Linked DNA regions of Mus musculus: region 1 is linked to region 2. The links are chromatin loops, found by intact Hi-C in ENCODE. Cell type or tissue: left cerebral cortex. All regions are shown on one strand. Each heading gives the region's core, and the rest is flanking DNA. Links, peaks and the distances in the headings are about the cores only.

The links. Hi-C counts contacts between places; a loop is a spot of excess contacts. Peaks named below come from ENCODE experiments on the same cell type or tissue, not always from the same donor. Only the 100,000 strongest peaks of a DNase experiment are listed, where the experiment ranks them.
Region 1: a loop joins it to region 2, with 2.2 times the contacts of the local background. A loop is called at or near these places in 2 of 42 quality-filtered maps.

What each region holds. Positions count from the first base shown.
Region 1 is chr10:119,878,850-119,894,858 of GRCm38, reverse strand. All of the region lies in intron 1 of Grip1 (glutamate receptor interacting protein 1), which reads right to left. Among named protein-coding and RNA genes, the nearest start is that of Grip1os1, 34 kb to the right of the region's middle. In left cerebral cortex, for the core only: a CTCF peak has its summit at 9,150 (motif pointing left); a DNase peak (open chromatin) is centred at 9,149.
Region 2 is chr10:119,804,049-119,820,057 of GRCm38, reverse strand. The region is part of intron 1 of Grip1 (glutamate receptor interacting protein 1); the gene reads right to left. Gm51815 (a long non-coding RNA gene) reads left to right here and starts at 253. Exons shown (of 3, transcript XR_003949037.1): 1 at 253-428; 2 at 1,417-3,958; 3 at 9,169-16,009. In left cerebral cortex, for the core only: a CTCF peak has its summit at 5,706; DNase peaks (open chromatin) are centred at 5,791 and 9,115.

The DNA.
Region 1 (16,009 bases), core at 4,282-12,281, 75 kb before region 2:
TGATGGTGTGTGTCCCTCCAACAGACAATGATGGTGTGGGTCCCTCCAACAGACAATGATGGTGTGTGTCCCTCCAACAGACAATGATGGTGTGTGTCCCTCCAACAGACAATGATGGTGTGGGTCCCTCCAACAGACAATGATGGTGTGTGTCCCTCCAACAGACAATGATGGTGTGTGTCCCTCCAACAGACAATGATGGTGTGGGTCCCTCCAACAGACAATGATGGTGTGGGTCCCTCCAACAGACAATGATGGTGTGGGTCCCTCCAACAGACAATGATGGTGTGTGTCCCTCCAACAGACAATGATGGTGTGTGTCCCTCCAACAGACAATGATGGTGTGTGTCCCTCCAACAGACAATGATGGTGTGGGTCCCTCCAACAGACAATGATGGTGTGTGTCCCTCCAACAGACAATGATGGTGTGTGTCCCTCCAACAGACAATGATGGTGTGTGTCCCTCCAACAGACAATGATGGTGTGTGTCCCTCCAACAGACAATGATGGTGTGTGTCCCTCCAACAGACAATGATGGTGTGTGTCCCTCCAACAGACAATGATGGTGTGGGTTCCTCCAACAGACAATGATGGTGTGTGTCCCTCCAACAGACAATGATGGTGTGGGTCCCTCCAACAGACAATGATGGTGTGGGTCCCTCCAACAGACAATGATGGTGTGGGTCCCTCCAACAGACAATGATGGTGTGGGTCCCTCCAACAGACAATGATGGTGTGTGTCCCTCCAACAGACAATGATGGTGTGGGTCCCTCCAACAGACAATGATGGTGTGTGTCCCTCCAACAGACAATGATGGTGTGGGTCCCTCCAACAGACAATGATGGTGTGTGTCCCTCCAACAGACAATGATGGTGTGGGTCCCTCCAACAGACAATGATGGTGTGTGTCCCTCCAACAGACAATGATGGTGTGGGTCCCTCCAACAGACAATGATGGTGTGGGTCCCTCCAACAGACAATGATGGTGTGGGTCCCTCCAACAGACAATGATGGTGTGGGTCCCTCCAACAGACAATGATGGTGTGTGTCCCTCCAACAGACAATGATGGTGTGGGTCCCTCCAACAGACAATGATGGTGTGTGTCCCTCCAACAGACAATGATGGTGTGGGTCCCTCCAACAGACAATGATGGTGTGTGTCCCTCCAACAGACAATGATGGTGTGGGTCCCTCCAACAGACAATGATGGTGTGTGTCCCTCCAACAGACAATGATGGTGTGGGTCCCTCCAACAGACAATGATGGTGTGGGTCCCTCCAACAGACAATGATGGTGTGTGTCCCTCCAACAGACAATGATGGTGTGGGTCCCTCCAACAGACAATGATGGTGTGGGTCCCTCCCATGGGGAAGCCTGGAAAGTGTGTCATCCTTGTCCACTGTGAAGCGTGTGCACATGCTATTCCCTCCTCCTCATCTTCATCTGTGTGCATAAAGTGAATATTTAAAAATGGCATGATAGAACCATGATAGAGTAGCATAGACTCTACTTTACACTTAAAATTTATTTGTGTGTGTGTGGGTGTGTGTGTGTGTGTGTGCGCGCGCGCATGCGTGCCATGAATGTCTGTGTGTTCATAGAGGCCACAAAAGGGATCTACGGGAGTTGGAATTTCAGGCAGTGATGAGTGAGTGACCTGACAGAGATGCTGGGAACCACACCCACTGGCTGCCACATCTCTACAGCTGCCTTAGATTTACCTGTGAATCAGAAAAATCTAAGAGGAACACCAATACAATGAAGTGCTCCCCAGTATGGTCCTAAAAGGAACCTTGGGTGTCTTTTAAGGTAGATATGAATACTTTCCCTTTGGTGTATTAGGCAGGCAACCACTTTCAAATATAGAAATGAATTAAACATAGATCAAATATTCAAGCATATGAGTCCATAGCAATTCTAGAACAGCAGCTACAATAGGCATTCATTGATACTTTCTCGGTAGACTATGACATCATAAACAAATGTGTGAGTACACTTCCACCCACCTCTGTTTTTCTGTCTATTTCTTGGGGAGGGAAATCTAGGTTTGTAGACTATCCCAGTTAAAGTCACATCATTATCCAAATGTGATTAAGAGAGGACAATCGATTGTGACAGTCCAAACTACTTTTTCATTTATGGTTAGTACCATGGCATGCTAGAGAGATGTGACTGGTTCTAAAACTGATATTAACTATTCATTTTCTTTCACATCTATTCAGGTTTTTGGAATGATTTGTCAAACAATATTTATCTGTTAACTGGTTTACATATTCAATTGAGGTCTCAAGTGGCCCACATTACTTTTGATTTGCTATGGGATTAAGATGGCTTTGAATTCTGGATCTTCCTGCTTCACCATCTGAGTTCTGGAATCACAGATGTGCGACACCACACCCAGAAAGCCATCTTTAACGTCATTCTTTTGAATAACATAGTTCTGACTTTCATGGCACACTCAACTTTGTCACTGACAGAAGATCCTATTCACAAGGGATCCTTTCAAAAAGTCACCTTGGGGCCCAAACAGATGTTTAACCAGTGAGTTACTGCTCGCTGCGCAGATGCTGAAAGGGAAAATAAACGTTACCTAGGGTGTCAGAACAGCCAGCCTTCTCTCATGACATCTCTGTAGCTACATAGTCACTGTCCCACATGATGGCCTTCCACTGTCACAGGGGTTTGAATATTGGCAATAATGAAGAACAACAAGGGTCCTTTGAGAGTCACCCCAGGAGGCTGGACAGATATACCCTCCAGTGACACAGAGAATCAACATGGTGACAGACGTTCAGAGGGGCTTAGTTAAGCATGCCCTTAAACAGAAGAACACGAAACTGGGTGGGGAGACCATCTGGCCCTCATGTCTTAGGGTTACTGTTGCTGTGATAAAACACCATGATCAAAACAACTTGGGGAGGAAACAGTTTATTTGGCTTATGCTTCTTCATACATATTCATTATTGAAAGAAGTCAGGACAAGAACTCATGCAGGTCAGGCACCTAGAGGCAGGAGCTGATGCAGAGGCCATGGAGAGAGGCTGCTTACTGGCTTGCTTCCCTTGGCTTGTTCAGCTGGCTTTCTTATAGAACTCAGGACCACCAGCCCAGGGATGGCCCCACCCACAGTGAACTTGGCCCAGCCCCGTTGATGACTAATTAAGAAAACACCCTACAGGCTTGTCTGCCTACAGCCTGATCTTGTGGAGGCATTTTCTTAATTGATCACCCCCAACCTTGGATGACTCCAGCTGTGTCAGGTTGACATAAAACTAGCCAGCAAGCCTTACCTGTCACTATTTGGCCAGAGTACTCACGTGCAAAGCACAGGAAACAGTTTACCTGGTCTCATCTCTATTTCAAGTGAAGCTGTTGTTTATCAACTTGAAAAGCAAACAGTAGGCATCTAAGGGGGAAAGCATCACAGACAAAGCCTACGCTGGAGAAGGGAGGATCATCACACAGTGATAAGTGGGCTCAGGTCCCTCACCTTATCATATCCTTCAAGGACTGCCTGGCATCAAATGAATGCCATTTCCTGGATCTGAGCTTCTCAAAACTGGATGTGACCATGGCTCAAGGCTACTCTGGCACTCATCGGGGTTTTGTTGAAGAAAATAACATTTCATTTCCATTGGCTGAGACTAGTCAGGCCACGCTAAACAATTCCTAGCAACTAATTATGTACCACTGAGGCACCGGCTAAGCCTGCAGACCCCTTACCTTCATGATTAGGAAAAAGAGATGTTTGATGCACTTAAACATGAGACCATTTCCCAGCAGTGGGAGGCAGGCAGCTCATGCTGCAAGGCTCACGTGTGCCATTACAGAGACAGAAGCAAACACCGTCTTCCACAAAGGAACACAGCGAAACCCACTGTGAAGGAAGGAATCGGCCCACTGAACGCTTGTGAATTTTAGCGCCTACTATGTACAAAGGAAAGTTAGAAGTGAAGAAGAGATAACAGACACATAGGAAGAGTGGCATTTGCAGAGTTCTCCTTACTTCCTGTGGTGCTTGATTCTCCTTAGAGAGGGAAACCAAGCCTGTGCGTAAGGGACGTGGTGGAGGGGGACACGGAAAAAGAGAGAGTCACCATCATGGCTTGCAATCTGAAAAGAGAAAACTAAGCCTTTTGCCTACATGTACTGTAAATTTTTTTTTTTTTTTTGAGCTGTGGTTGTGTAGATCTTGCTCCTGTTGCCCATGAACATAGCATGGTTGTTTCTTTCTCTTGTGCCCTCATCTTCCGATTCAGCTGACTACAATGGTGGTTTGATGAACTCCTCAAAATCTTAAGCAAGATTTCCTGGAAAATACCTTTGACAAGATCTGGGTGATAAACCTGGGTGACTTGAGTCTTTCTCTTCTTGTTTAAGTGATGTGGACAGTGGACTCACAGGAGCTAAAGTCCAAGCTCCAGGAGATGACCCAGTATCTCTACCATCCACACTCACTCATCACTGTTCCCAATTAAAACAGCTCTGTTTGGTTTGGGACAAGCCAAGGCTACCCTGTGCATCTTCCCATGGACAGAATGCTCTGTCGCTCTCTTAGTTTACCCAGGTTTCAGCCATATTGCTTAGGCAATGTGGAGACAACAGCCAAAGATACCTACTGGCGATGTACCATTAAGAATGACTCCTTTGTCTCCTTCACTAACCTGATTAAGCAGTCAACACAGCTAGTTTTAAAGCAGAAGGGAACAGAGATGAGCTGAATTTGATGGTAGGAGGTGAGGTTAATATTCTACTCCATCACGGTCTCTCTCCTATTAAGGAACGATTTTCTCACTCCATCCACCTCCTCTCCCTCCTGCCTCTTGTCATTTATTTCACATCTGCATGACATTAACATCCACCCTGACTCTGCAGCCTTCATTAGAGTTGTGTAACTCAGAGGCAGATGTGCTTTGTAGTCTTATGGGATCAGGGGCTATACTTTCAGACATTCAAAAGAAAAAAAACAAAAAAACAAAAACGCAGCCTCCAAACAGCACAGCTTCATCTTAAAAACAAAGGTAAAATGGAACAGGGAAAAGCCATCAAGACCTCAACACTACACAAAGAGCTAGAGGCAAATGGGTAAAGCTAGGACCAGGGGAGGCGGTCTGCTCCAGGGAAGGGCAGAGCAATTGGTTGTCCTGTGCCAGATGGTTTGCCCTGAAAACATGCTTAGAGGTAGCATTATATAAACTCAGCTGGTTATATTTAGGAATATATACATATATATATATATGTATATATATATAATTTTAATATGTTGCATGTGTGACCAAAACTCCAGGTGACTCGTGAGCTCATTAATGCCAAAAGCTCTGCTCCTATTGGTATGTCTGTCATCAAGTCCTGCTGACTTCACAGGCAGCAAGAGGTCACACGTGTCCTGCCTCATCTGATGATATACCTGAACACCTACCAACAAGTTAGTAAACTGACACCAGTAACCTGCATAGGCCTCGTTAGGCCTCAGGGATGGTGACTATCAACTTGATTGTAGTTCTTTAAATGAAGGTAGGACTGCCTAACATTCTAGAGTTTGAGTGATTTCTGCTATCTCTTCATTCACTCTAAACTTTTCAAAAGTTCTACATGGGTTGAGTTACAGGACTGGGGTTTAATTCTGATCAAATTGCCAGCAAGGATTATAATAATAATAACCATTTCTGTCCCAAGACTAAGTAGGATTGAGTTATTGGACAAACATGGAAATTCAGTCCCGCTGCTGCTGGGGCCAGGGGCAAAGACTTCCTCACACTGTCCCCACCTCTTGCCCTTTCACACACAGCCACATCACAATTATCTCAGAGGTGGGAAGGTCTCCAACATACACCCTCATCTTAGAATGGGATTCATGAATAAAGAAGACAGTTGCAACCCTGGACATCTGGTAGACCGCGTGGAAGTGGCCTGTGGTAACCCTACTCCTTGATATTGCAAGAGACCTTTTGGAAGAAGAATCTCTCTAGCCGGGTTAATTTGTAAGTCCTTTCTGAAATTAATGAGCATGAAATTGCACATTTTCAGCCTATGGCACTTCTATCGCTAATATGTTTGGGCCACAAATGAGAACTCCTTGCTTCTTAATGTAGTTTCCACTAAGGAGAGGAGAGCCACAGTTGTGCCTCTGCAGACTTATCTCATCAAAGAACCAACATTTCTAAAGGGCTGGACTCTCCCCCGTGAGACCCACTTCCTTTAGTCTATCAGCTCTTTCTTTAATTGCTTATATTTAGCACACATTCCCTGTCCTTTGCATGTAGTAAGTACCACACACTTCAAGCTTTTGACTTCTCAGTTAGATGATTCCAGATGGCAAGCTCATGATTTCCCACAGTTAAATGAATACTCAAGGAGTCAATAGATTTGCAGTAGAATGAAAGTCTGATGGAAAATATGAATTGCCTCAGGGTTGCTCCTCTGGGCTACTCAAAGCTGCATTTTAAAATGTATGTCTAAGCAGCGCATCATTCTTTAGGAAAAGAGGGATTCACGATTCATCTCCATTAATACAAACAGGTTTGATCCAGCTTGTGAGATAGCTCAGTGGTGAAGGCCTTGCTCCCAAACCTGGCAACCTAAGTTTGATGTCCGAAACCCCACCTACCCACATATGGCAGGTGCCCTTCCCAACCAAATAAGTAAATGAATTTAATAAAACACCAGGCACTCACTCTGTGCCAGCACAAATCTAAGACCTTGCTAGGCAATTGGATTTTCTTTTGTCATGAGAACTCAGTTCGATTTCAAATAGCAAAATGTCCAAGTTTATTTTACCAAAGAAATGTTGGGCTTTAAGAGATAACTTGCCATCATTTCTCCTAAGCTGTATATTCCTTGGTGACTGACAGGGAACTGCTCTAATACCAAATCCTAGGGCAGTGTGGGTATATTAAATGCCCTATCCTGTGAGTACCTAGCATTTTATCAGTAGTCACATAATAGCACAGGTACAATGGCCCTACTGATGTGGGGACATGAAGCTTGCAGATAAACTTTTGTGCCCAGGTTTACTATGCAACAAAGGGCACAGACAAAACATTTTACACACACGGCGTGTAGATCTTCCTTTTGAGAATAACAATATGCTATTTAGCAAGCTTCCACACACTCCCATGAGAATTCTTTTTATGAGTATAAAGGGATGCGCCCTTGCACAGTGTAGCAACAGCTGTGAGTATTCTGTGTCACTAAATGTCACTGATAAATGCAGTTGGGACAATGTTTGATGATCTGAAATTTCAGTTTAGGAAAAAGAAAGAGTCATCTCACTAAAGTTTTGGATCTTACATCTTTGTCACAAAGATGTCATGATTTAGTTTATGATACAATATTCTAGGATCTTTCCAGTACATAAAACAGATCTTTTGAAAGAATACCTTTTAGCCAAGAGGCTTGGAAATTTTGAGAGATGGAACCTGTTTGGATGTATGCCTCTCATTATTACTCTGTCCTGCTGCTCTCCACTGACTGAGCATTTGTGAGCCGTTTCCCACAAGTGGTTTATAATCTCTATGTGCATAAATACAGGATACTCTCTTTTCTCCTTTAATATTCTAGACATTACCATTGTCCATTCCCAATGCCCAAGGCCTGTTGTCCACTGTTCATAGCCTATTGACTATGGTATTTCAAACCTTTCACTAGGGTTCCTGGAGCCAGAGGTGTGAATACATCTTAGATCAGGTAATGTCCACCTAAGGCATGGACAGTGTGATGTCTACTACAGGCATGGATAGTGTGAAACACACCAAAGGCATGAATAGTGTGACATCTATCACAGGCATGGGTAGTGTGCCATCTACAAAAGGCATGGATAGTGTGGTCACAAGGAGGTATGACCCATTCTCTCCTTTGGCTCTCTAAGTCTATCTCATCAATCACATGGGATGCAGAGCAGGAGATCTGTAGCTCAGTTGATGACTTGGAAGAAGGGCATGCAGCCAACTCACTGAGTAGACTGCCTGGGCTCCATTAGACAGCAACTTCACAGGGATCATTAAGACCCAGGGTGATTAATACCATTGTCATGTTACCCCCAAATCGTCATCTCTTGGTTTTGGATAACTTCAGGACATACTTCTAAACATATTTTAATAATAATTTTGTTTTGAAAAGTTTATGATTCAGGCTAGAGAGATGATGGCTCTGCTACTCTTACAGAGGACCAAGATTTAGTTCTACGAATTCACATGGTGGATGAAAACTGTCTGTAACTCCAGGGCCAGGAGATCTGACATCTTTTCTGGCTTCCATGGCCACCACAGACACACAGACACACACACAGACACACACACAGACACACACACACAGACACACACACAGACACACACACAGACACACACACACACACACGATGCACATACATACATGCAGGGAAAATACTCACAAGCATAAAATAAAAAATGTTAGGAAGAAAAGAAAATCCCCAAATTTACACCCAGTTTCTAAGAGTGTGACCCTGTCATGGCATGTCACGTTAGAACACATATTTGCTTGTCCAGCTTCGGGAGGGGTGGCAGAAATTGCATCTAAGGCCCCAAGAATAATGCATTTCACACACTGGAGTTATCACATATTTTTCTTCGTTAATTCATCTCTAGGTCAAGCCAGAGCAGATGACTGCTTGTCAAACAGATGACATGTATTTTTAATACACGATTAAAGCAGGGTTTACTCATCTGTCAGAAACAAGGCAGCCTGGTTTCTGTTATTTAAAGCCATACTTTAGATACCCTCTGCTTTTACAGTAAGAGACTGTCATTACACAGATAAAACCTCACAAGAGTGTGAAGACAGAAATACATTTTTTTTTAAAATGGGAGACTCTAAAGCCATTTTTAATTCACTACAATTTCACTGAAGTGCAATAATGTGTGCTGCTCCGAGGGTGGTCTTGAAGGAGCTTCGGCTCCTTCAGGAGCTTCGGCTGCCTCAATTATTAAATGCTGACCTCATAAGATTCCTATGAGAATGGAATACAATGGTATAAATTATGTACCCAGATATGACCCACCAGTGCTCAAAGGGTAACCAAAGCTCTTTTCTCTCTGGTGGGAGAAGCAGCAGAGTGATAGATAGGCAGCAGCCAGTTGTCTTCGCTTACAGCCACAAATATCCTTTCTGAACACTGCCCCCTAGTGTGAAGTCTTTGACAGTGCATTTGATTTTGTAGCCATCACTATTAGAACCCCTGTTATTGAACATGAGAAAATTTAACCTTGGAGAAATTAAAAATCTATCTGAGACCAAAAAGCTAACAAGAATCGGAGGCAGAAGCGGGGCAGTGGTGGCGCACACCTTTAATCCCAGCATTTGGGAGGCATAGGCAGGCGGATTTCTGAGTTCGAGGCCAGCCTGGTCTACAGAGTGAGTTTCAGGACAGCCAGGGCTACACAGAGAAACCCTGTCTTGAAAAAAAAAAAACAAAGCAAAACAAAACAAAACAACAACAAAAGAATCGGAGGCTGGATTTGAACTCACTTCTGCCTAACTACATGGGCCAATTCTTTCCAAATGTGGCCCTGGTGACTCATTATAAATCATTCACAACAAACAACTGTGGGAGAGAAGAAGAAAATGGAATCCTATAGCTGGAGACGATTTTCATGCTGCCTAACTCAGTGCCTCTGCTTTCCATCCTCAAAATAAAGAGAGATGATTTATAGTTTTTAATGCTCTGGGCAAACTGTTTGCTGAGTTTTTAGCAGGAACATTCATGTGATATTAAATGGTCTTTTGTAACTCAATTTGTCAGCGGCAATGTAAAAAATGAAAATGCAGGTACCTAGATTTAATAGTCCAAAAAATTTCAAATTATCTTCATTTGCTTCGGAGACAAATTATTCAGATCGAGAATTTCCCCCACGAATTACTTGCTTGTCTGCCTCTCCTTGGGTTACGTCTACCTCATCAGCTTCACTCTCTCTTTCCATAAATCTTGCCCGAACAAAGATTTAGCTTTTATACTTAATTAGGATGAACGGGGGAAATGCATTTCAATGGCGCAGAGCATGAGTGTTTAATTCAGAATGATTCCCCAGCATCGTGTGTTCAGTAGCGCCCTTCCAGCTTCCCAATTAACATAGCAGCAGCAATTACAAGCATCCAGAATGGGAGGGACCTTTGCCTCCATCCCTGATTGTCAGTTTCATTATTGAACTTTGAATCTGCTTCGGGACACTTCAATTATGAAAGTAATCATGTACAACGGTCTCAGATTCTATTAGCAGGAGGACCTCAGCAGAGGTCCCTTTATGAGAACGGAAACTTCCTTGAGTCTAGCTCATATGCCCTGTCACCTGCCTTCAGGCCCTTCAAAATTACAAAGTCAAAGCTTCACACCAGTGTTCCTATGCCTTTAATTTTCAGTCATGTTGCATATGGAAGCAAGATTTTATCTTTTAAATAGCAGGCAATATGGATAGGCAAATCAGTCAGGGCTGTTGTCACAAACACTGTTTATACTTCTCAGTGAGCTGCATATCCGGGTCATGAGTGAAATACAGGAAGAAGTGTAGTATATCCGCATATATGTGTATATACATAAAACAGATACGTGTCATACATAAACAGACTACCTAAGTACGCACATTTCATATAGTCCTTTATCTATCTATTTATAAGCAGTACTACAAAAAAGTACACTGACCTCTGAAATCCAATATATTCCTATAATTCCATTCTATAGTACAAGACATAACAGCAGAAATGGAAAATCACTGCTTTCATCTGGTGTTTTTTTTTTTTTTTCTGGAACCCCAGAGTAGGAGTTTAAAGGCAACAGCAAATGCAAAGAAGAGAGTGAGCTATCATGGTATTCTAGGAACTCCCAAATTGCAGAAAATGTATGAGAAATTTATATTTTAACTAATACAATCAAAGGCATTGGAATCCTACAGTTAACGTGTCTACATGATACTACATGAGATGCTGTAAGAAAAAGAAATGAGCTCAGCTAAGAGAGTCCTCAAAGATGAAACACATGTATGTAGTACAGTTCTGCAACCTGTAGCCTAAAACAGTTATGCGAGAAACCGGGTTATCTCAGTGACCCACACTGAAGAAATGAAGCACCAAACAGCAGGCATTGTACAGAGGGAGGCACATGCATTGGCATGCACTCACTACATACATCTGGGTACTGTGGTGGTGTGAATGAAAATGGCCCCCACAGGCCCAGAGGGAGTAGCACTATTAGTCTATTAGTAGGCATGGCCTTGTAAGAGGAAGTGTATCACTGGGGGGGGGGGGGTGAATTTCAGATTTCAGATGCTCAAGCCAGGCCCAGAGTCTCTCTCTCTCTTTCTGCTGCCTGTGGATCCAGATGTAGAACTCTCAGCTACCTCTCCTGCATGTCTGTCTGAATATTGCCATGCTTCCTGCCATGATGATAATGGACTAAATCTCTGAAACTGTAAGCCAGTCCCAGGTAAATGTTTTTCTGTATAAGAGTTGCCGTGGTCATGGTGTCTCCTCACAGCAATGGAACCTAAAACAGGCACTGAGGTTAAACATTGCCCTCCCTTCATTTTTTTCTTTTTTCCAATGCGAAAACTTCAGCCTTTATTGGCGTCTATTTTGCTTAAGACGAGCTTAAGAAAACGTTCAGTATGTATTGTGGTAGAAACGGTCCACACCATGGAGTGGCTAGTGTGTGCACAGTAAAGCTCAGATATTGGCATCTTGGACACTTAGAGATGTATTGCTTGAAGTAAGCAAAGTGTTTGTGCCCTGTCTGGAAACTGTCACATTTGCAGAACTGGAAATCAGAAAGCTGACATATAAGGATCTGATTCCGCTCTGCCAGCGCCTTCCCTGGAGGAGATGGCTCCAGGCATCTCTTTTTATACTGTGACTAGCAGAAATTTTAGCAAAACATCAGTTAGGTTAGAAAAATTCTTTGGGGAAAAAAAAACAGAATACAACACTTTGTTATCTTTGCTAAATATTTACAAACACAGAAGAAATGAAGGACGTTAAACATGGCAGCGAAATAGGGGGAAAGCCTCAAGCAAATTGCATAATTAAACCATCTTTTCCCATTTCTTTAGTTTATTCTATTCTTGACCCTGGAACTTCCTTCTTGCATCACATGGGTGTGTAGCTGAGATGAGGTGGAAGCCAAAGCCGAAGGCTCAGTCTCCAGGAGTCCAGGGCATCACTCAGTGTTATGTGCACAGCTCGGGGAACCATACACTCATTAACAATGTGATCCCTATGCATGCAGACTGCAAATCACATACAGCAATCACAGAGGTCATCCACACACAGAGAGTACAGGGTCACCAAAGGGACTTTCCTCTGTCGCCGGGGGTGATAAGCTAACCAGAGACAGACAAGAGCAGGTAGCTCTCCATTTCCCACACGTAGGACCTTATGATATCTTGTTGGTGCACCTTGTTGGTGCGAGTGTGTGTATGCCATGCCTGGTGTTCCTTGCTAGCTCAGCCCACACTGACCGCAGACAGTTTGAAATAAGAGTATAATCTCTTTCAGCGAGACCCGAAATGAAACCCAACGTGGGGGAAGCATGCAGGATTCAAGTTCATAACCTTTTCTAAACTGCTCTCTCCATTCACTTTGCCAACAGATTTCCTAAGGCTTCAATTTTTCTCAGCTTTCAGATGGGATAATAACGCCCACTTTAAACTTGTGGGAACTAGTCAGGACAATATGTAGAAAGTCCTTGGCGTACACTATCGGCTACTAAGTGCTGATGGCCACCTAATAAATAGAATGAATTAGAGATGAGTTCTGAGAGGCTAATACTTGCTCCTTCGAAGATTAGTTAAGCAATTCCCCCTGCCCCCACACATAAGAACTCGATTAAGCATAAATCATAGATTTAGCAGATGATATGGTAGGTCCTCCCACAGGTATACCTTGGTCCCTGAGATCAAGTACAGAGGGAGGCCAAATGCCCATTCTTTCCTGGCACTAGGAGATTGTTTATTGAATCACTGCATTAATTGAGTCCCGGTGGTCCTAAAGCCAATGCCCCTTGCAAACGTTTAAGTTAGAACGGGGCCAAAATTTGTTCACCTGGTCTTTTATGCATAATTATCACTAATTACACAAGTCTGATTTGTACCTGATTCATTAGACTCCTCCAGAAGATGCTGTTTTGTGGAAAGCTTGACTTGAAACGCACCCTGGCTGCACAGATTCCCCAAACGCTCCCATCCAGTTCAGTGATTTAATTAAGCAGAATGAGAAGCAGTTGAATCCGGAGAACCCGCAATCTTTCTACGCAATGGCAGTACACCGTTCTCCATGCTTCACGTGATGAGCCTTGGGCAGGCTGCGGTGGTCAACCAGCTTGGAGATAACTGCTTCCTTTTAAGAGAAGTTTCTAGTTCATTTCTATACATTTATGTTCTAAAAAGTGAACTCTGGTGAACGGCTAGTCCTCCAGGGTTCTATCCATCACCCCCCACCCCCAGCTTGCCGGAGAATCTCGCGGAAGGCCACCCAGGACACACCAATTTGTTCTCTTTTCCGTGAATCACAGTTAAGGCACAATTACTTTTTTACTGAATTATGTTTGTTTCTACACAAGTATAAAATAAGGTGCCACTGCAGGTGCTGGAAACATGATAGAGCCAGCACCCACTTCTAGCCCCGAGTCTCTCTTAGAAGCCTGTCTGCGTACACGTTGTCTTTAAAGTCATGTAGGAATCTACACTGGTCTTCACTTTCAACATTTGAGCAGTACAACAGGAGTCAGTTCTCTTCTGCTTGACTGGGGATCCTCCACTTGCCCCTAGCTCACTGACAATACTGCAGGCAAGCTGTCTGTGCCTCTTTGTCTGTCCCCTCTTTTGCTGACTTGTAAATAATGACACACACCAGGACTGGGTCCTTCGCTCACCTGTTCCCCCTTCTCTCCTCATTCATTTTCATGCTAGGTGATAAGAAGTCTGCAATTAGGACTTTCCCCATAAGCTCCAGACACACACTAAACCTGGTTCCTGTGGTCTGAGTATTTACACAATAGTATAGATAAGTACAAGGCATATCAAACTCAGAACTTCCAGAAGTTTTGGACTTCCCCAACACCTCCACGCAGACCCAAAGCATCTTCATTCAGCTCAACACTCCCAAGTTATCTTTGACCCATGAGATTACCCGCTCAATAATCTGTGTGTAAATTGTGTGAACACACACACCCCTCAGGCATGGACAGAAGCCAAATTATCTGTGTGCTAGAGCAAATCTTGCTGCCTTTCTAGAGTTTGCAGGTGTGTGTTCTCAAAGATTCATTTGTCTCTAGGAGTCATAAGAGAAGGGGAAAAAAACCCTCAAACCCAAAACCTCTCTTTCCCTCAAGTGCTAGGTAACAGCTTGGCAAGTGGTGTGTGTGTGTGTGTGTGTGTGTGTGTGTGTGTGTGTGTGTGTGCATGCAGGTATGGGCCAGCAGTAGTGAACAGGTAGACAGCTTATGGCTCCTTTCAGCTCTAGTAAATCATCTCCATGGTAGGGCTGTAAAATCACAGCTTTAATTATCCAAGGAGACCCCGTTTCAGGTCTGGCTGCTTCCACCACGGAGACAAAGAGCCGCATGTTAATTGCTGCGACTGTGGCCATATTCATCTGTTTTGGACACTACCTATCTAATAAGCTTTAGTTCTTAATCATTTTAACAAGAATGATGTTTAATCGAAGCTAATGATATCAAGGCACTTGAATGGCTGCGTGAATTAATTCAGCAATAGAAATGCTTCACCACGTCTCTCTTCTCCTTCTCCAATATTAAATAGAACCTTTTCCCCGAAAAATTGTAATTCCCAGGGGCAGTCAGGGGAGCCCACCCTTCTATCCCCGCCATACAAGTTCCATGAGCCTAGTCCGGCTTTGGTTAAAGATCAGCTGCTATGAGGGTTCATGTGACTCTGAGACATCTGCATATTATAATTTACTATAGGCTAAAGCTCACCTGGATGGGTTTGAGCTATGAACATAAAATCACAGGATGGGGAATAAAGTGTTTTATTTATTTTACCTTTTCTAAGACCAAGTCTCCTTATATAGACCAAGCTGACCTGCAAGTTCAAATCCTTCCAGATCAGCTTTTCAAGTGCTAAGATTTCAGGCGTTCACCTGGCAGGGCGAGCTACAAATGACTTTTAAAACTCAGGGAAAATGTTAATGCCCATATATGAGGAATGCAGACTAAGGGTTCATGAAGTACTCTTGTTTTTTCAATTACCAAAAGTATGCACACTGGCTGGCATGTGTTCCCAAACTCCTTTGGCCGGAGTTGCCTTCTCGCATTTGACTTTCTAGCTATGCTTACTAATATTAGCTGTGATGGCTAATACTGATTGTCGTTGTGATAAAGAGTCACCTAGGAGATGGACGCAGGGCCACGCCCCTAGGGGATCTTTACACTGGGTTATTTGAGGTAAGTAGATACACCCTAAATGTGGGTAGCATCGCTCCCTGGGCTGAGTAAAGACTGACTGAGAAGGAGAAGGAAGTCTGCTTATGAGCGGCCATCTCTGTTTCCTGCAGTCATGTACGTGACCAGTGTCTCTTGCTCCTGCTCTCACGACGACCCTGTCATAAATGATTATACTTTGAACTACAACCCAGAGTAAACTCTTCCTTCTTTTAAGTGACTTTTGTTAGATATTGTTTTTCATAACAATGAACAAAAAACCTAAGCCATATCTATCTATCTATCTATATATACATATACACTCATATATATATATATGTATGTATATGTATATGTGTATGTATATGTATATGTATATATATGTATGTATATATGTATACACACACACATGTAGTTTCCTAATAGCAAAATAACCCTAGTTTATCAATAACGATTGGTGATATTCACAAGTGAGAAGCTGCTTGGTGAGTCTGAGTGTGCCAAAGCCAAGCGGAGTGTGCACATACAAAGAATGTTGAACCATTTGTTTGGTCAATATGGAAATCTCTCAGAGGCATTTTCCAGTTCTTAAAAAAAAAAAAAAGCAATGAGCATAACAGTCATGGG
Region 2 (16,009 bases), core at 4,939-12,938:
CAGCTGTGCGGGTCCAGAAGCTGCCAGCTGCATTTAGTATGTGTTCCACAGAAAGGACAGTCATGCTCACTTGACTCCTCTTGACCAGATAATCAGCATGCAAAATGACGGTTTCCCGTAATAACTTCAGCACCAGACCCAGACACATCTGCTTTTCAGCAAGGAATGAAGTCATTTAAAAAAAAAAAAAATCACACAAGCTCCCCCCTCCACCCCCAATTTCAGCATGAACCCAGCCAGGATAAACCAGCACAGACCTGGGGAATCCACCTATACACAGAAATCTGTACATATTTCTCTGAGTTCTTTGTTGCCCGACAATAAACTGTAAAAGGCAGTCATATTTGAAAGTAACAGCCATTCGGCTGTGGTTCTGGGCTGCGGAGGCAGGCGCACGGTGAAGGAGGAGGAAAAGTACCGTACCTTTGGTAAGTCGCCTTAGAATTTGACAGCGGCATTTAAAAGAGACAGCTATCATTCTTGCTCTCTGCTCTCTGGCAAAGTGTACACAGGGGCTCTGCTCTGGTGGCTGCAGCGGCGAGCGGCAGCATGTGAATTCCTTGCGCACATACCAGGAGAAAGGTAGTCCCAGTGGGGAGTGACAAAGCTTAATTCCTCTTGGCTGATGCAGAGGTCCGCTACATGTCATCTGGCAGAGCTGTGCCTTTCAGTTCACTATCACCGCCACCACCACCACCACCACCACCAACACCACCACTGCTGCCCGTCACAGCCTCCTCCCCTGCTCCATCACAATGGCTTATAAAATAAGGCTGTTTCGTAGCAACAAAGCAGCAGATAGGAGAACTAGGAGGAAGCGGGGACAAGGCTGCGAGAGGAGCCATTCCATAAATCTCACACTAAGCACTGTGCAATGTATGCTGTTTCAGGGTAAAGCTGTGCATTCTAGCCAGTGCGGGTCCCTCCACCCCTTGCTTCTCAGCTATGGGTCTCATGTCACAGGAAAGGCGAGAGATGCCTGCACTCTGACTTTACAAAGAGATGTGTGTATCATCTACTATATTCTTTCAACGGTGGCTTCCACGCAGGGCTCCCTGTGCCGAGGGACTGTAGTTTTGGCTAGGGATTAGAGGCAGACCTTTGATCTACCTGGAAAGGTCTGTTTGGCACTTTTCAAATCTCTAAGGGTCAAGGCAGGGCTGGTTTGTGAATGGGATGCAAGAAAGACGGAGGGAAGGAGAGAGAAGGGGCTTGGGAGAGTTTGGTCAGTAGAGCAGATGGAGTTCCAAGCCCTTTAACCACTCAAGAAAAAAAAAAAAAAAAAAAAAGAAAAAAACCTGCCTTGGCTAGAGAGCAGTGTAGTCAAGACTGTTTCTAAAGATACCAGGAATAAAAGCGAGCACAGCCAAGTATTTCTATTTTCAATGAGCCTTATTATACTGTTTTCCCACACAGCCCTCTCCTAAGCCATTCTCTCCACATGCAAATCTGAAGTGCCTTGCTCCACCACAGCAGAACATGGCCTGGGTTCTGCTCCTCGGAGGAGGAGGAGGAGGAGGAGGAAATTAACAAGCCCTTCCCAGCCCCATTCACAAACTGACAAGAGGCGGAGCCCATATCTTCATCTGCCAGCACCAGCCCGGTCAGGGCACAGTCACCAGAACCTGACATCTGCTGTGGAATCTCCATCACAAGTGAGACATCTCTCGTGGGAGCTAACATGGACGTGCGGTGGGGAGACGTAGGTGGGTGGCCAGACAGCCGAAGTCAGTCGCTCACTCCGGAGGACAGAAGGACAGACACCATAGTGTTTAAGCTGCTGCCTTAACATTTCCTGGGTATGAATTGGTCATCTGATGTTATTCTCCACCACTTCTGATTGATTTTTTCCCCCAAAATAAGTCTTTTAAAGGCCAGTGAGTGAATGTGTGAGACCTGGCAATCTGAGATCCTTCCTCAGGGTCAACATGGTAGAAAGAAAAGAAGCTCACCTTAAGAGTTGTCATCTGGCCGGGTGTGGTGGCGCACGCCTTTAATCCCAGCACTCAGGAGGCAGAGGCAGGTGGATTTATGAGTTCGAGGCCAGCCTGGTCTACAGAGTGACTTCCAGGACAGCCAGGGCTATACAGAGAAACCCTGTCTCAAAAAACCAAAAAAAAAAAAAAAAAAAAAAAAAAAAAGAGTTGTCATCTGACTCACACGTGTACACACACACATACAATACACACACACTCAAACATATACAATACACACTCACATACCACATACTCACACTCACCCACTCTTACCCACTACACACACTCACACACCACACACAATCACACACATACACGCACACACACAATACATAAACACTCATACACCACATACACTCACACACACTACACATACTCACACACCATACAAATTCTCTCTCATACACACATACACACACCTATGCACACACACACACACATACAGAATACACACACACACCACATACACAACACACCTACATACTCTTATACACATTACTACACATACACACCATATACATACTACACTCACACACACACACACACACACACACACACAAAACACGCTCTCTCTCTCTCTCACATACACACACTCACACATATGTGCACACACACATAGTTTAAAACTGTGAAAGGTTTTTCAAGCTGGACTCTAAAATAACTCGTACTATTTTCAAGCCCAGCCGTAGCATCTTCTCTTCATTCATAAATCTCATATCATCTTAAGCAATTTCCATTCATCAGCAGGGAACGAAGATGTTTGCTCTTTGGAGTCCAACAGAAAAATAACCTATGTGCAAAACACAGCTGACCATTATGGACATTTGCATGAAAGACTTTTGAAAAGAACAGAATTTATCAAGGATGGTCTACCTGGAGCCACCAGCCATCTTTAATCAATGGGATTGATAGTATTAAATGGATTATGAGAGTCCTACGTTTTAAATTGCTCCAATACCATCATTTTTAAAAGAATGATATCCATCATCACTTTTGTTCCTTTTAGGCCATCTCTAGCCTCCCTGGTTATTTTTTTCTTCTAAATAGAAATAAACCTAGTTGCCAGAGGCTTGGATTATTACTTGATGTGAAGTGAATATTTATAGCTATGTCATTTCACGATCCTTTCCTGAATCTAACGCCTTTTCTAAAATCCAGGCCCTCAGAATATGCAGCTGTCAAATAGTATTAATACCACCTTACTGGGGGAGCACTACTGGGGAGCATTGCTACTCTGGTCCCTTTTGTTAATGTCTATTCCGTTAAACCTCAACACTTTACAGGAATCTCTCGCCTCTCTGCTACCGTGCAGCCTCAAATCTAACCTGCTCCTTCTTTAAAGCCAAGATCATCAAATACTCCTACTTTCACTAGCATACCCAGTTTTTGGGGTTTTTTGTTTGTTTGTTTTGTTTTTAAGCCCTGTTTTGTGGTCCCAAGAAAGCTTCAGAACTAAGAAAACATTCTGTGTCCCCAGCAGGAGACACGGCACATCCTGCAGCACTCCTGTGTCCCCAGCAGGAGACAGGGCACATCCTGCAGGACTCAAAGGCTCCCGAGAGCCCACACTGAGGGCTGATCTTTTCTCTTTGGATTTTGTGACAGCCCCCTTGGGTTCTCCTCCAGAAAGGAGCCCCTTGTGAAAGGCCTTTCCTGGATGTGAGGAAATCTCCCCTGTGGTCCTACCTCCTCACCCTGGGTCCTCTAGTACCCAGGTAATTTCCTTGGGAACAATTCCTAGGCCAGAAGATCTACCTAAGTTAGACACTGTGTCCTTTCTGCCTGACACAAACTGAGCCTCGGATATGAAACTTCGATGTCAGCAGAAAGCCTTCCTGAGATGCACCCTGCCCGCCCTGCCCCCATCTCACAGCTCGCTGACTTGTGGTCCAAAGGTCTCACATGCCCAAGGCATCTGGTGGACATCATCCACAGCTTCCTGTCAGGAGCCCTCTGGACAGAGTGGCCCACATTTCTTGCATGTAAGTTTAATATAACCATCCATCCTTGGGTCCTGTTAGCACTCCCTGCCACCTGGAGTGGCTCAACCATAGAGGTAGCTTGGCTATCACAGCACGCTCAGCTCACTGAAGGGCACCAAGTAGTGACTAAAAAAATTACAAAGCAGTCAAAACAGTAGCAAATGTGTGTCCGGTGACGGCGTAGAACAATCGGGACAGCAGTCTAAGGGTCAGTTCCTTTAAAATCACAAAGGAACAGACAAAACCCCAAAGCCCCAATACCTAAAAACATGGCCTTGCTGGATTTGGAGTCGATTAATCCCTTGAAATTATAACTTGTTTCAGGGTTTCTCTAAACGTAAGCTTCCTTAAGGCCTAATGCAAGGGTATTACATTTACACGGAATTTAACATATCATGGGGGGGGGGCGGTATTCCATTTACACAGAATCATTGGGGAGGCTCAGTTCAGGTTTTTGATCAGATACAGATTGGTTGTCAGGAAGATGACTCAGCTGGTGCATGTGTAAGATCAAGAAGGACCATCTCTTTTCACCCCTGCCTTCGTAGCTCCCCACAGATGGCGTCTAGAGTTTGCTTATGATAGGCAAGCAAGCTTTTCTCAAGTGACATTCCCCAGCCCCGGTAGTCTTTCTGTTGTGCCTTTCTTACTAGTTCCTCTACACTGACAGAAAAGGTGAGGAACCCTGAGACGCCTCATCCAGCAGTGGATGGAAACAGATGCAGAGACCTATAGGCAAACATCAGACGGAACCAGGCTGGGGATAAGGGGTATGGGGGGCTGTACTTGCTGGTTTTGTGTGTCAACTTGACACAAGCTGGAGTCATCACACAGAAAGGAGCCTCCCTTGAGAAAATGCCTCCATGAGATCTAGCTGTGGGGCATTTTCTTGGTTGGTGATCAAGGGTGGGAGGGCCCATTGTGGGTGGTGCCATCTCTGGGCTGGTAGTTTTGGGTTCTATAAGAAAGCAGGCTGAGCAAACCAGGGGAAGCAAGCCAGTAAGCAGCACCCTCCATGGCCTCTGCATCAGCTCCTGCTTCCTGACCTACTTGAGTTCCAGTCATGACTTCCTTTGGTGATGAGCAGCAATGTGGAAGTGTAAGCTGAATAAACCCCTTCTTCCCCAACTTGCTTCTTGTTCATGATGTTTGTTCAGGAATAGAAACCTTGACTAAGACAGGGGGTCTTGTGGAAGAATGGGAGATAGAATTGATTAAGTTGGATGGGTCAAGGATACCACAAAAAGACCTACAGAGTCAACTAACCTGGGGCCATGGGGGCTCACAGAGACTGAACCACCAAGCAAAGAGCATGTAGGGACTGGACCTGGACTGGACCTATACCCTCCCTGCCCACCACCCCATTTGTAGCAGATATGCAGCTTGGTCTTCATATGGATCCCCTAATAACTGGAGCGGAGGCTGTCTCTGGCTCTTTTGCCTGACATTGGAGTGAGTGCCCTCCCCCCCCCCTCCCCCCCCCCCCCCCCCCCCCGCGCGCGCTATGATCTGAACTGCCTGGTTGAACCTCAGTGGGAAAGTTGGTGCTTAGTCCTGCCTGGGACTAGATATCCCAGGGAGGGTTGGTATAGGGTGGGAGGCAAAGATTCCCCCTCTTTGAGGAGAAGGGGAGGGGGGTAATGGCTGTATGGGACTGGGAGGACAGAAAGAGGGGCTATGATTGAGATATAACGTCAATAAAAAAGTTAATCAGGGGAAAAAATGTTGGGCCCCCTTAAGAACAGCTACACATTACAACCAGCAGGGGCGCCAAGACTCCTTCCCCCATCCCCTCCCCTGCACATCCCTGCCCACGCCCAAGTCATCCACTGTAAAGCTAATTAATGCGAGTGTGGGAAGACTGTGACTACAGCCACACCCAGGAGGCTGTGAGACAGAGACAATTTCTGGGAGAACAAGTGTTTCCCACAGCCATCCCTTCAGACTGGATGTTATCTTTTGTCACACAATTTTAAATGATTTTAATAGTACTGATTTCATAAGTTGAGGCACGGCGTGACAGTTAAAAAAAATCAAAAGAAGACAACTCGAGGACTCCAGTGTTCTTAAAACTAAGGAGACCATAGCACACCAAGATGCAGACACAGACACCACATTTGTTTTGTTTGATTCGTTTTCTGCTTGTTTTCTTTCACTGTGTTCATTTCTCTATGTCTCTCTTTTTTGTTGTTGTTGGATTTAAATGGAGTCTTTTGAGTATCAACAAGGAAAGATCATTGCAAATCTCAACTTCTTTTCCATGTACACATATCTGGAATATTGTTTTTAAAATTAAAAAAAAATTGAAGTGAGGAGAACAACAACAGATAAATACCTCATCCTTTGATATTAGAATCAAGGTGATTGAAAAACAGCAATTTCATTACAATTCTTTCCTTCCTTTCAAGTGATTTCATAAATCTGTTAGAAAACAAGTTGGTGGTTCTTGCTTGTTTGCTTATGAACAACTATCTTTTGTATTCCTGGAAGGCAATTGCCTCAAAATGCCCAAATCCCTTAGGTTATTCTTTAACAACGAAGGACATTCAGAACTGACTCATATTGAGTACGCTGGTTATTTTACTCCACAGTTAATAATGGCGGGTCCATAATGATACCCTTTAAGAAGTGGTAATCAGACAATCTATGTTTCAAAATGAAGGTCCCAATAGCCGGTCCTTGTGTTACCTGCTTGCCCTGGCGAGATTCTTTTGACCTTCACTGTGTCAAAGGAAAAAGGTTGACTCCACTTAACACGAGAAGGTAGGAAACTCCAAAGTAAGAACTGCACAAGCTTGTCTGCTCAGAGCATGTGGCTGGACGTGTTCAGCAATGTGATACATGCAGGTTAGGATGGCAATAGGAAAGTAGCTATGCTGTAGGGAAACCACCCCTGTGATGGTCCAGGAGGGATGGAGAGCAGCCAGAAGATGCCAGTTGGCTGTATCACTTTGGGAACTTCACTTCCTTCTGCTTTGTGTTTTGAAGGTATCAGGTGGAAGGCTGTGTCCGTGACTGGCTTCCCTTGAGTTCTTAGGCACAGAGAACAGCGCTGGACTTTACCACTGCCATGCATTCTGTAGAAATAGAATCACTCAGTCTGGCATTGGGTCACAGAACACATCCTTCCCTATGGCTCCGTGCGATGAGATGGGCTGTTTCATCAGACAAAGCACAGCGAAGTGCGACCCGAAATTAACAAGACTGGGCTTTCCTCTTCTTTCTCCTACCCTTAAATGGTAGATTTTTTTTTTCCTAAGTTGTTTCCTAATGGTGCAGCTGCCTTTTTCAGCAATTGATCTACTCCCAGGCTCTGGAAATGGCTCTCCTATTTTTACTTTCAAATACTGCTCGCCAGCCCAAATTTTCTTTCCTATCTTGAAACCATCTTCCTTGATTCTTGACTACACATCTGTGGGTACTGATCACAGCCATCTCAAATTACACTTATTCACATTAAGCTTCTCAATGGTTCCTTGGTAGGATACCTGCTTTCCTATATGACGTCATCACCAACTCCCTCCATAGGCAACTTGCGTTTATTAAAACCTTTCTGTCTTGGTTAGGGTCACTATTGCAGGGATGAAACATCACGACAAAAGGAAGTCAGGACAGGAACTCAGACAGGGCAGGAACCTGGAGGCAGGAGCTGATGCAGAGGTCATGGAGGGAAGCTGCTTATTGGCTTGCTCAGCCTGTTTTCTTAGACACCCCTTCAGCCTAGGGTTGCACCACCCACAGTGGGCTGGGCCCTACCACATGAGTCACTAATTAAGAAAATGCCCTACAGCTGGGTCTTACGGAGGCACTTTCTCAACTGTAGCTCATTCCTCTCCTGTGACACTAATTTCTCTGAAGTAGACATAAAACTAGCCAACAAACCCTTGGAACACAGTCCAGAATCCTATGCAAAACACGTACAGCTATTGTGTAGCTGAGCCTGCCTGCCTGCCTGCCTTCCCTTCCCTTCCCTTCCCTTCCCTTCCCTTCCCTTCCCTTCCCTTCCCTTCCCTTCCCTTCCTTCCTTCTCTTTTGTCTTAAAAAGAATGAGTGAATTGCTTTGTTCAGGAACTGCCTTATTCAAGTGCCCAGTGTACTCGCCATGAATCGGAGATAACCCTCCTATCTCAGGGTACAATTAATGACCAATACTTGTGATTTTTTTCTATAAGTGTGTATGCTACTATTTGTGGGGAACACAACTCTTCGAATCTTGCAATAATACTCAGAATTCATCCTGTCTGCTCCCTCTGGGCTAAGTTAGAAGATGATTCCACATAGGTGATCTCACTTATTTGGGGGTGACACCATAGCCTGAGTTGTGCCCCCCCACCGTGATTATAGTATACAGCTCACTTGGCAAATAAGTAATGGTCCAGAGAAATAACGAAAAGCCCAAGATCCAGCAGGAAAAGGAGCTACAGTTCTTAAGAATTAAATCCCTATGAAAAATAAACAACAGTACCACCATAGAAAAATCCTGGCCCGTGTGTTTTCTGCAAGCCCAGACTGGTGGCAGCCTGGTGTCCCAGTAAGGAGGCAGGAAACATGCCTGGTTAACACCACTGAGCCAAAGGAGAGAGGGGCTGTGTGCAGGGAAACCAGGCCAGGTCAGGTGGGAGCTCCACAGAGAACCCGATGCAGCAGCTTCCTTCGCCTCCCGCTTTGCACTCAGCCAACCGACCGCCATCCCCTGCGAGTTCTTTCCATGCCACTAAACACCATCTACCACACTGCTTGAATAATAGACTCGTGTACAGGCCCTTCCTCCCAACAAGGCTTTGCTTATGTTTTACTGGGGGAGCGACATTTCCTGGAGGGGTGGGGAAGACTTGCCGGTTTTGTCCATTGCCTAGCCTAGCTCCTCACATAGAGCTTATGTTCACTACATTTTTATTAATAAGTTAGCAGGGGGGCGCCCCTTGTAATGGCCTGTCTTTACAGGCACTGGTTCTGAAGTGTGTACATAAAAGATAAAGTTGAGAAATTCCTTTAAAAGCCAAAACAGACCCCTCCTGTGTTGAGAGGAAAGTCTCTCACGTAAGGCCAGGTGCCTTGCATGTTGCCTGTTTGTGGGGGGAGGGGGAGAATGAGGCACCCTGATCACCCCTCAGGTTTATTTCTGGTGCTTCCAATAAGATGATTCATAGGGACGCTGCCATTTCCGACTATGAAGAAACACAAACCAGCTTGTTTCTCATTCCTCCCAGGCAGCAAGAACATCCCAGAGAAAGGCAACATACTGGCCAGATGTGAAAATGCAAAGACTTCTCCCGCTTGGCTCTGGATGAAGGAAGACACAAACAGGCGGTCTGTCTTCCTCAGCCCAGGCTCTCCCTAGCATGTCCACTCAAGTCCTGTCAAGGGGGTGACACCACAGTAATGGACCATCTGTTTGGAGACTTTGTATCTAGTAGTACCTGAACAAACCACTTAGTCATCCCATCCTCAACAAAGTCTTTTAACCACAGCCACGTCTAAACTGGCCCTCTTGCTACCTTGTAGCGATCATGATGATTTGCATCCTGTGGGCTGTCCACAGTTGGAATGCACCCAGAAAGCACCCAGAATACGTTAAAATTGCCTACAGATTCGTCAGAACCTAAAACTTTAAGTAAAGACGGGAACAGTAAGTCTTGATACAGTTACAGTTTCTGATACACCGAAGTGCACAAACTGCATTGTTCCTTAGAGCAATGTAAATCATGGGTCATTAAGACGCACACAATTAGGAGGCACACGCTTAATCGCTTAATCGCAACTCATGGCAAGAAAGGGAGAGATCATGAATCAGGACAGAAAATAAGAGGCTGTGGTGAGAAGGAACCTAAGGCCTCGGAAGCCTCAGAGTCAGGATCCTAATACCATCCTTGCGTCGGCCATCACAAGGAGCCCCAAGTAACGCAATCGGTTTGCTGTCGAACTGCGTTGAGGGTGAGATTTGAACCCAGAACACTAGGTACAGACTCATGAATTCTAATAAACTATAGACCCACTCTGTCCAAACCGTCACTTCATGTGCATGAATCACCTCCTTGTCCTCTTTATACACAAACAGTGCTTTGATTTAGTTTGTGGATCTACTCTGGTAGAAACTGGCTCCCCCTGACTCCACCTCTCCATCATTAGGCCTGACCAAGGACAGAGGCAACCACGGTTGCCATACGGAGATGAATTGTTTCACAGAAAGGTTCGTGTACAGAAGGCATGCACCAGCTGTTTAGGCACAGCAATAGGCGATGCCTACAAGCCAGGCTGGTGGCATGCACCCTCAACACTCCTGTTAGAAGTCTCAAAAGGATGGTCTCATGTCACGGGGTGTCTTGGTTAGGGGTCTATTGCTGTGAAGAGACACCACAACCATGGCAACTCTTATGAAAGAAAACATTTCATTGGGGCTGGCTCATAGCTCAGACGTTTAGTCCATTATCAACATGGTGGGAAACATGGCGGCGTGCAGGCAGACATGGTGCTGGAGAGGCAGCTGAGAGTCTGTGACACACTTTCTCCAACAAGGCCACATCTACTTCAACAAGGCCATAATTCCTAACAGTTCCTTATGGGCCTATGGGGGCCATTTTTACTCACCCCCTTCCCTCTGGGAAGGGACAGAGCGTGAAGCTGGAATTGTAGTCTTTTCAGCATTTGGGAAGAAGTTGGCTTTGATTCACACCAACACAGAGGCAACCGCAGTTACCCTATGGATATGAATTGTTCCGCAAGAGGAATCATGTACTGAGTACCCAGCTGGCATTGCTGCTGAGGGGTGATCAATTAATGAAGGTCCCGAACTCCCAGTGGACAGACTGATCTGTTGACACATCCTTCCATGGCATAACTGGGAGATGGTAGACACTTGGGGTAGACCCTCCTGGAGGAAGTAGATGTGACGGAGTGCTCTGGAAGGGTAAACCTTCTCCCCTCTCTCCTTGCTCGCTACCCATTGTATGGTGAGCATCCGAGCTCCACTATACTCTCCAGTGAGCCCTGTATTTCATGATACAGCTCAGGAAAGTGTAATCACTAAAAGTATAATACGAAATAAATCCTTACTCCCTTATGTTGCTCATAGCAATGAACCACTGACTAACACAGTATTGTGTCAGTGTGTACATGTGTATTCATAGGTGTGTTATAAGTCTTCAGAGTTAGTTGTGTAAGAACCAAGGAAAGGGAATGTCTTACTCCTGTGCCTCTCTCAGAAGAAATCTACATTTAGTCAAGTTGCAAAGGATTCTAGGAGCCATTCCTTGTGTTTCTGAGTTCGTTATCACAACTTGAAGGTCACCTCTCCTTCACTTGAAACAGCGGTGCCCACATATTTCACCTTTATTTCCATAAAGATAACATGAACTGCCCCTTAGAGATGTTCTGCAAACACTTTCATCACTGATCACGGCCCAAGGAAACAAAAGGAAGATGGATTTTAACCTTCTAATGATGCCTAAAGGGGAAAACCCAAGAGGTTCATAAAAATAGAAAAGTTGAAGAAGCGAGGGAAAGAGACAAGCAGTTAAATGAGGGAAACATTCAAATCAGAGGCTGTCCCTGTCTTCAGGCATCTCAGTAAGAAATTGTGTGAGCCACCTCAAGGCATCGAGCCCAGGGCCTTCTTGTGTACTGGGTGCTCATTGGAGTCGGGCAGCCACTGGAGGCCAGCTGAGTCTCAGAAGGAGTCCAGGACATAGCCCCCCTGCCACCCCGGATGTGATCTCACCTGATGGCCAAAGGCTGCCAGACACCTTGAGATGGTCTAAGCCACTATCTCATCCTAAAGTAGGGAGGACTAACCTGCAGGAGGCCTGCTCCAAGTGCCTCTAAAGCTAGGACAGAGTCTGTGTCAACAGCAACACAAGAGTTCTACAGGGAATCTCAGTGGCAGGAATAGAAGCAGGACACAGCCATGATCCACAGGTGAAAGAGGAAGGGAGGAGGGGCCAAAGTTGATGGTGATGACGACGATGATGACGACGATGACAACAACAACAATAAAGCTGGGGAGATGGGGGAGCTTTGAATTCTGAAAGTTACCCTATATGTCATTCTCAATGCTGTCCCCACCGCCGGCATGGCTTGGGTCTTGAGTGCTGAGGAAGGGCTAAAGTAGTTTCTCATTGAGTTCTCACAGGATTGCTTCCTGCAAAGGCCTAGGCTTAGCAAGGTAAAACCCGGAACCCAAATAAATGTATGTGTTCAAAATAGGCAGCACAAAGAGCTGACTCACTAGTGTTGTGAAGTGATTAGCAGGATGGATTGACGCACCCTCCGCTGTTCCTGGTTCCCTCGGATGCTGGTGACAATTAAGATGGCCCCCTCCACACAGTGCAGTGGTATCTGCAGTCACTGCTAGGTCATCATCAGATAGTGCAGATCTCTAGAGCTTGGTTCTCTTGGGTTTCTGCCTTCTAACCAACATTCCCTTTATCTTCCTGACTCGGAGACCTACTGGGGTGCTTCCTGCTGCTATGAGTTTGATTTTGGTGGTTGTTGTTGTTTAAATGCCACAGACGCACAGCAGGGTCGTCGAGTATTAAATCTGCCCGTTTTATTCCTTGTAAAAGTTTGAACACTGGGGATATCATAAAGATCCAAGTGTCAAAGACCTGGTCTCCTAGATGTCCATATCAAAAGTGCAGGGACTTCTATGAGGTAAGGCTTTGTGGGAGATGCTCAGGTCATTGGGTGTGTACCCTCCAATGTAGTCAGACAACACCAGTCTATTCGTCTCTCCATTCCATGACTCATGACTGAAGTGTTTCTGCTCCTATCACACACTCGTGACTTTTCCTCCCTCTGTGTTTGTCTTTCTTTATTTGAATTATCGGAGATCAAACTTAGGGTCTTCTAGATGGCATGCAAGGGCTCGTCAGCTGAGCTATACTACCTGACGCTAGTCTCAGAGCATTGGGAGCAAATGGTCACGTGCAAGAATATCCAAAGCTATAAAAGTAATGGTTTTCTTGTTGTAAATCGGTGATTATATCAGCTAAGTAATTATAGTCACAGAGAGCTTGGCCTAGTGCCCTTCAGATTCATCCATGCTGTAGTAAGTACCAGGACTCTCTTCTTTGAGGCTACTATTCCTGGTATACAGTGCATCTTCCTCATCAGATCACCCATCGATGGACACGTAGGCTGATACCATTCCCTGCCTTTCATCAATAATGCTGCAATGGACATGCCCATGACCAGTCTATCCCGATGATTTCCTTTGTCCATGTTGTTTAGATAAGGGATTACCAGATTACAAAGTAATTTGGGACCTTCTATGCTATTTTGAATAATGATACCATTTTCCATTCCTACCTACAGTGTCTAGGGTTCTCCCCCCACCCCCACCACATTCCTGTCATTCTCTGAACTAGGTTTTCGAGGGACATTCAGGAGCTTGCTTGATCCAAAGGGAATCCCAGGAGGATGAGACTTTGGGCCTGGCACAGGCTAATGAAAACCACCAGCCCTACATCCACTGCTTACAGGAAGAAACAAAACTGGTGAGCTGTGAACAGAGCCCCAAAGTAATGGCCCAATTTACCTTTGAAATATAATAAAATGTCTTTTAAGCAGGAGATTAGAGACTTTCTTGGCATAATCCACAGCACAGGACAGCTCTGGAGTAAATTTACACCCTGTCCTTCCCGCTCCCCACCCCCCTCCTTTGGTGTTCCATTATCAATCTCTCAGCGGGGCTGGGATTTCAGCAGAATTGGAAATAACAGCATTCTGCAAATCCCTGCGCGGTCCTGCTGTCCCCCCTTCTCCCCCATCACACGCGGATGCCTCTGAGCTGTTGCAGATTAAAGGTAATTCTCGGTCATTACTGGTGTCATTTATCACCCTCCCTGCGTGTTTCTTTTGTGCAAACCTTGAGGAAGCCTCACTCATTTGTGGAAGTTCAGACTCTAAGTGGAGAATGAAGCTGTGGCCTTTTTTCCTTCTTTTTCTCTTTCCTGGGCAGTACTTCTAGGTGTTTCTTAGGATACAGCCCCTTCCACTGCTGCGACGATGACAGCCAGGGCCAAGCTTGTCAGGAGACAAAAGACAAGGCCATCTATCACCATCATTTGGAAATCTCATCTAGCGAAGGATTTATGATCTGCTGGGGTTCAGAGGAGATTAAAAGAAAACAAAACAGAGGTTGAATAAAGAATGTCTGCTGGCACATGAAGACGAGAGGGATTTCAGAGGAGACCCGAGGTGATTGGCATGCAGTCAGACGTGCCACATGACCCAGGACACTGTGCCACACCGGCGTGGTCGGGGAGAGTTGGAGACTGCTAAGTGGCATGGTTGTGCCATTTGAAGAGCGGCCCACCTCCGGAACATCTGATGTGGACAGGAGAGAGGGGCATGCATACAGAACTGTGGAACCAGACTCTTATGGTCAACAAGCTATCCTATAGGCTAGACACAATGACAGCCTCGTGCCTCAGCCTTCCTGGTTTTCCATGAAGGGGTTGGTTGTTATGATCTTAATTCAAGATGTAAACCTAGAACTCCCTCCCCGTTAGAAAGTAACCAACATTCAGTAAATGCTAGGCTGGCCTCCCAAAAGCCACCAGTGACCCACTCTCATTGAACTGTCAAGAAGGGTAGAGAAGTTACCAAGACTATTTACAATAGCCTCAGTACAGGGGTGCTGCTGGAATGTGTTATTGCCACACATGTCGCCATGCCAACAGCATCTCTCTAGTCATCCTAGCCGTTCCAGAGAGCCAGGTCTTAAACTGGACGGGTGAAACCTCTGTCTTAACTGGTTATCAGACTGGTGGCTTAAGGGACACTTTGTAACCTATAAATGTACTGGTTTTGCCTGAGTGGAATTTAGAAATGACTCAGCTGCATAGCTCACTACAACTTGTGCTTCTTTTAAATGACACACACACGGGGCTTGCCTTAGAGAATTGATACAAGTTCACCTCACCTAGTGCCTACAGTTTTGTACGGTGACTCTCGGGGGGGACTGAACAACAGAACCCACCTCTTCTAAATGTGGACCAAATACGTCCCAGATTTCCCCAGTGGCTTAGCAGGCTTCTTACATCCACTGTAGCTTGTCTGAATCTTCTAGGGACTTAAGATTCTTGTCTCTTCTTATAGGTTCCCTTGGGTGATGCACCTCCCAGATACAGTTTCTTCCTCTTACAATGTAATTTGATGAGATACACCCCTCCACAGCTCCTTCTGGGACCAACACCCCCCCCCCTCCGCCCCCAGCTACCCAATGGAGCCTCTCTTAAAAATCCACCAAGTCCAGTCTCTGCTGCCCACATACTCTTGGCTATGTGGCCTTCACTGGAGGGTGGTCCACTCACCGGGGGTTGCCCTCTTGAAGAAAACTGATATGCCCCCTTTAGCAATTATTACTTCCCAATAGCTGCTGAGATGGGGGTGGGCGCTCATGCCCTCTTCTCCTCTCTAGGCTGGATTTTTGTTTTGCGTGAGCTTGTACAGACCTTGCACGTGACGCCTCAGCTGCTGTGAATCCACACGTGCAACTGCACCACGGTATCCCCAAGACACTGTTTTCCTGTCGCTAACTCCTGCTCTGATCTTCTTACAAGCTCCCTTCCCCTTTTAGTGCATCTGTCAACCCTCCCTAGAGAGAAGCTTCCCTTGGCAGTCGACAGTGATCCACACAGACACCCACAACTGCTCAAGGTACAGAGAGTCAGAGACTCTGCAGTGCTTGGTCTGAAGGAGACATCTTTGGTCTTACAACCTCTCCTCCCAAGGCACAGGCGTCCTCAGGGAAGAAGAGCTGGGAAGAACGTAAGAGTCAGATGCATATTTTAAAGCTCCAAACTGGTCCAAGGAGGCGCTCCTGCTGGTAAAATGCGCACCTGCGAGTGGCCCTACTGTGTGCAGAACTTCCAGGAGAACCACAGGTTTGCTCTAAATCTTACAAAAAATGCTTCTTGCTTTATTGGCTTCGTGAGGGACAGGGAAAGCCCATACTCGCTCTTCCTCAGGTTACAGCTATGTCAGGGAGGTACCATGAGTCATGAGTAAGTTACTCGGGTGTGGAAAATGAAAGACTCTGATTAGGAG